2 separate regions of the Homo sapiens genome follow, and region 1 is linked to region 2. Evidence: read pairs that join two places in POLR2A ChIA-PET (ENCODE). Cell type or tissue: HepG2. All regions are shown on one strand. Links, peaks and the distances in the headings refer to the core of each region. The heading gives the core; the rest is flanking DNA. Region 1 has its middle 54 kb from the start of LINC01714. Region 2 has its middle 6.6 kb from the start of LINC03154.

What was found. Peaks named below come from ENCODE experiments on the same cell type or tissue, not always from the same donor. Only the 100,000 strongest peaks of a DNase experiment are listed, where the experiment ranks them.
Region 1: POLR2A ChIA-PET joins it to region 2 with 5 read pairs; 8 of 35 experiments call an interaction of 5 or more read pairs at or near these places.

What each region holds. Positions count from the first base shown.
Region 1 is chr1:8,153,589-8,156,499 of GRCh38, reverse strand. No RefSeq gene overlaps it. Among named protein-coding and RNA genes, the nearest start is that of LINC01714, 54 kb to the left of the region's middle. In HepG2, for the core only: no CTCF peak of the experiment used is centred there; DNase peaks (open chromatin) are centred at 829 and 1,669; H3K4me3 peaks cover 688 bases.
Region 2 is chr1:8,251,342-8,254,252 of GRCh38, reverse strand. No RefSeq gene overlaps it. Among named protein-coding and RNA genes, the nearest start is that of LINC03154, 6.6 kb to the left of the region's middle. In HepG2, for the core only: no CTCF peak of the experiment used is centred there; no DNase peak of the experiment used is centred there.

The DNA.
Region 1 (2,911 bases), core at 185-2,684, 98 kb after region 2:
TCCTGGCCTCAAGTGATCCACCCACCTCAGCCTCCCAAAGTTCTGGGATTACAGGCATGAGCCACTGTGCCTGGCCAAGAATATGTGTCAACCAGTCACCACCTTGCCAATAAATTGGGGATTCCTAACCCAGTCATCCAACCAGAGGCTGCTCGGTTAATCTGAGAACAGCACAGGACTGGTAGAAAGGCATCCTGGAGCTGGGAAAACAGAGGGAAGCTCCCTCCACTAGAGAGAAACCTCTCCTCCAGAGAAGATTCCTCCATTATTCAACCCCCAGGGTTCAAAACAAAGTAAGTCTGCATTCACTGTGGTGGTTGGAAGGCCTGGGCATAAAGGATTGGGGCTGGGGGAAACTGAGGCTGTAAGGCGAACCAAGAGAAAGGCAAGGAGAAGCGGCCACTCCGAAGGCAGCAGGGACGCAAGTAGGAGTGACCAAGAAAATTAGCCAGGTGCTGTGGCGCACACCTGTGGTCCCAGCTACTGGGGAGGCTAAGGTGAGAGAATGGCCTGCGCCCAGGAGGTTGAGGCTGCAGTGTGCTGTGATTGTACCACAGCACTCCAGCCTGGGCAACAGGGTGAGACCCTGTCTCAAAAACAAAAACAAAAAAGGAGATGACCTAAAAGAGGAGCACTCCGTGGCTCCTCAGCCCTTGGAGAAGGAAGCTGCTTTGCTCTGCCGTGCTCCACCGGCCTCCTGCGTCCCCCTCCTCCCCTTCCTCCACCTCCAAACCACATTCCAAGAGAGGCGGGGACTGAAACCAATTGTTCCAGCCTGGGATTAGGCAAACGTGGGCCCTGTACCTTCAGCTCCGGTTCTTCAAGGACTTTCAGGAACCACAAAGCAGACATAGAGTGGAACACAAAAGAAGCGACTCATGAGTTAATTATGTGTAAATCCCATTGCAAAATCCATATTGTCTTAAACACTTTTTAAACTTCCCAAACATAGCAAATTCCACTGGGAAAAGCCAGGGTGGGCTCTTTAAAGATGGAGTGAGGGCCCTTGGATTCTTCCCAGAGCTGCCTAAGATGCAGATTTCTCCAAGGAAATTTTTTCCTAGGATTAGGATCAGAAAAACGGAGTGGTTTCCCCTTTTCTAATACGTATTGTATTATGTAATTAACTGCTTTTCCACTTTTTACTCTGTTCTCCTTTTTTAAACTTATTATTATTTCAAAAACATTTCTAGTTTTCAATAAATATATATGCATCTTTTCAAATTTCTGACTGTATATATAGCCTACAGCTTTCCTTTAAAAAAAATCTTCTTCCAAGATATAGTACAAAGAAATGGCTTCCTTCTTCATCTAAGAAAAGATTTTCGAAATCTAGATCTCAAAGAGCAAAAAGATCATCACATTCATTTTTATTTTTAGATAAAAATGCAATATATATTTTCACTTCTGACAACAGAATTATCTAGGATTTCACATGAACTTAGGTTTCATAAGATGTCACTTGTGTTTATCCGCTGCGCTTTGCCCGGGGCTGTCTGCCTTAAGATAGAGTGAGCTGCTCCAATAATAACTCCCTGAACACCTGAACACTGAGTCCATGGTGTAGACAGTCCTGTGAGCGCTACCTTAGCTGCCGCGGAGGCGCCGGCAAAAGCAGCTGCTCATCCGTCATTCCTGACAGCTCAGACCACGAGCTGCCTGGAGAGGCTCATGAACAAGTTCTTTGTCTTCAGGGGATGAAGAAAGTCCAGGCGTTTGTTTACTCTAGAGCTACCGGTCAGAAAGGGGTTTCAGCCTCGGAGTCTGCAACCTTTGTATAAAAGAACACAAAGTCAGTGATGGAAAATTAAGCTCTTTAGAAGGCTGATTTGGCTGGGCGCGGTGGCTTACACCTGTAAATCTGGCACTTTGGGAGACTGAGGCAGGAGGATCACTTGGGCCCAGGAGTTTGAGACCAGCCTGAGCAACATGGCAAAGCCCTGTCTCCACAAAAAATAAAAAATAAAAAATAAAAAAATAGCGGGGCAATGGTGTTGGGCACCTATAGTCCCAGCTACTCGGGAGGCTGAGGCAGGAGAATTGCTTGAGTCCAGGAGGTTGATGCTGCAGTAGTGAGCCATGATCGCACCACTGCACTCCAGCCCAGGGAATTGTGTGAGACTCTGTCTAAAAAAAAAAGGAAAGAAAAAGAAAAAAGAAGGCTGATTAATTAGCCTTAAACTCAGCTAAACTAGCGTCATCTTTACCACCCCTTAGCTGCAAAAAATGTTTCAAACCAAATGGCCCCCAGTGAGTGCACTCCTCAACCAGGCAAATAAAGGCACCCACCCACCCATCAGCCCAGGCCACAGAGCGCAAAGGCCGGGGACTTAGCAGCAGGAATCTGCTGGCACAACTGTCGCCATGGGCCTCTATCCGCTCTGGACACCCAGCACCTAGGCCAAGGCCAAGTGTTACAAGATTTGCCTTTTCCACTGAAGTGCAGAACGCTTTCCTGGTGGTTGTTTTGGGTGGCGGGGGGAGGGTGTTGAGAGGGTCAGGGGATCAGAATTTCCTGGTCCTTTTAACTATAAAAGATCTATAATGTTGTACATGTCTCTCTGCTTCTAGTTCAGCTAGCGTCATGCGAAATGGGGCTTTCTGCGTGACTGCACAAAAACCAGCAAGTCCAAACAGGAGGTGTCTTCCCAAGAGGTAGGCAGGTTGTGTGAGCAGGAGGGCCACCGTGAGAGGTGAATCCAGCTGGGCTTCTGGGTCAGGTGGGGGGACTTGGATAACTTTTCTGTCTAGCTAAAGGATTGTAAACACACCAATCAGAGCTCTGCGTCTGGCTAAAGGTTTGTAAACACACCAATCAGCACTCTGTAAAAACGCACCAGTCAGCGCTCTGTGTCTAGCTAAAGGTTTGTAAATGCACCAATCAGCACTCAGTAAAAACGGACCAATCAGC
Region 2 (2,911 bases), core at 307-2,806:
GAGGCAGGAGAATCGCTTGAACCTGGGAGGTGGTGGTTGCAGTGAGCCAAGATCGCACCATTGCACTCCAGCCTAGGCAACAGAGTGAGACTCCATCTCAAAAAAAAAAAAAAAGGAAGGGAAATCTGACACGTGCTACAACATGGATGAACCTGGAGGATGTTATGCAAAATGAAATAAGCCAGTCACAAAAAGTTAAAATACTGTATGATTCCACTCATGATTAGACTCATATGAGTATGATGTGGCTAGAACAGTCAAATTCATAGAGACAGAAAGTAGGATGATGGTGGCTGCCAGGGGATAGGGGTAGGGAGAATGAGGAGTTAGTGTTTAATGAATACAGAGTTTTAGTTCTGCGAGATATATTTAAAAAAAAAAACAAACAAAAAAACAAAAAAACTCTGCAGTTGGGTAGTGGAGAAGTTGCACAGCAGTATGAGCGTGCTTAATGCCATGGCACTGCACAGTTAAAAATGGCTAAAAAGAGTACATTTTACTTTATGTTAATTTGTTAATTTGAGATGGAGTTTTGCTCTTGTTGCCCAGACTGGAATGTAATGGCGCAATCTCAGCTCACTGCAACCTCCGCCTCCTGGGTTCAGGCGATTCTCCTGCCTCAGCCTCCCGAGCAGTTGAGATTACAAGTGCCCACCACCACTTCCGACTAATTTTGTATTTTGAGTAGAGATGGGGTTTCTCCATGTTGGCCAGGCTGGTCTCGAACTCCCGACCTCAGGTGATCCACCCGCCTCGGCCTCCCAAAGTGCCAGGATTACCACATGAGCCACCGTGCCCAGCATACTTTTTTAAAAAAAGTAATTGATGGCTGGGTCCAGTGGCTCAAGCCTGTAATCCTAGCACTTTGGGAGGCTGAGGTGGGCGGATCACCTGAGGTCGGGAGTTCAAGACCAGCCTGGCCAACATGGAGAAACCCCGTCTCTACTAAAAATACAAACAAAATTAGCTGGGTGTGGTAGCACATGCCTGTAATCCCAGCTACTCTGGAGGCTGAGGAAGGAGAATCGCCTGAACCCGGGAAGCAGAGCTTATGGTGAGCTGAGATTGTTGCATTCCAGCCTGGGCAACAAGAGTGAAACTCCACTTCAAAAAGAAAAAAAGTAATTGATGTGGTTTGGATGTTTGTCTCCTCCAAATCTCATGTTGAAATGCGGCCTCCAATATTGGAGGTGGGGCCTGGGGGGAGCTATTGGATCACAGGGGCGGATCTTTCATGAATGGCGCGGTAATCAGCGAGTTCTCCCTCTGAGTTTACAGGGGAGCTGGTCGTTTAAAAGAGTGTGGCACCTCTCTCCTCTCTCGCTCTCGCCGTGTGATGCATCTACTCCCCCTTTACCTTCCATCATGATTGGAAGCTTTCCTGGGGCTCTCACCAGAAGCAGATGCTGGCCACCATGCTTCCTGTACAGCCTGAGAAACCATGAGTCAATGAAACCTCTTTTCTTTAGAAATTTCCCAACCTCAGGTATTCCTTTACAGCAACGCAAACAGACTAACACAGTAATACAGCTAACACTATGTAATGCTGACTGTTTAAGTGCTTTATTTGCATTCAATGACTGGTCCTCAGAACAGCCGTATGAAATAAGCAATATTATTCTCCCTATTTTTACCTTTGGGGAAACTGAGGCACTGGTTCAGGAGTCAGCAAACTATGGTTCACTGGCAAAATCCGGGATGCCGGCTGTGTTTGCAGATGCAATGTTACTGGAGAACTGCCATGCTCATTCATTACCTGCTGTCCCTGGCTGCTGCTCCCGCTGCCTGCAGACTTGAGTAGTTGCAACAGGGACCTATGGTCCACAAAGCTGAAAATAGACACCATCTGGCCCACAACTGGCTACAGAGTTGTAGTAGCTCAGTGCAAAATGAAAATGCAGGGGCGTTGTTTATAAACTAAAAATGTGGCCGGGCGAGGTGGCTCATGCCTGTAATCCCGGCACTTTGGGAGGCCAAGGTGGGCGGATCACCTGAGGGTGGGTGTTCGAGACCAGTCTGGCCAACATGGTGAAAACTGTCTCTGCTAAAAATACAAAAATTAACCGAGTGTGGTGGCATGCACCTGTAATCCCAGCTACTTGGGAGGCTGAGGCAGGAGAATCACTTGAACCCAGGAGGCAGAGGTTATAGTGACTGCACTCCAGCCTGGGCAATGGAGTGAGACTCTGTCTCAAAAATAAATAAATAAAATTAATTAATTAGTTAAGAATGCTAAAGCAGTGACAGCAGAGCATTAAAGCAAACTCGGGGCCTTCGAAGCCTGGGGCCCTTGTGCGTGCTGGAGATGAGAGCTCGTGAAACCAACTCTAATCTGGACCTTTATAGAAAACACCGGATGATGCCTGTGCTGGAAAATGTAATCACTCACCCAAAGTCACGTGGGGGTTTGTTGCAGAGCTGGGGTTTAGGCCAATGCGGGTGTCCAGAACCTGTGCTCTTGCCCTCTCCCCGTCTCTTAGGGGCTCATACACAATGTTGGGGAGGTGCCCAAATACAAGTGTCCTCAAAGACTGCTGGTGTTGACACAAAGCGCTACACTCTTTCTGGTGTGCAATTTGGAAAAATTTATTAGAGATTTAAAACATACTCATGACTCAGGCTTAGAAAAATATTTAATACGTGGAAATGCTCACAACACATTTAAGTGAAAGAGGCAACGATTAGTATGCTCTTAAATTCCGCAAAATGATTTATTTGAATGTATAGATAGAGGCATATAGATATACATGGAAAAAAACCAGAACGATGGTCTGAGGTATTAGCAGTAGCTATTTATGGGAGGTGGCACTGTGATTTATTTTCATTTTCTTCTTCGTACTTTTAGATAATTTACTCTCGCTCTCCAAATGGGCACCGGGGGTTTCAGCCATCAAGGCATCCGATAAGGACA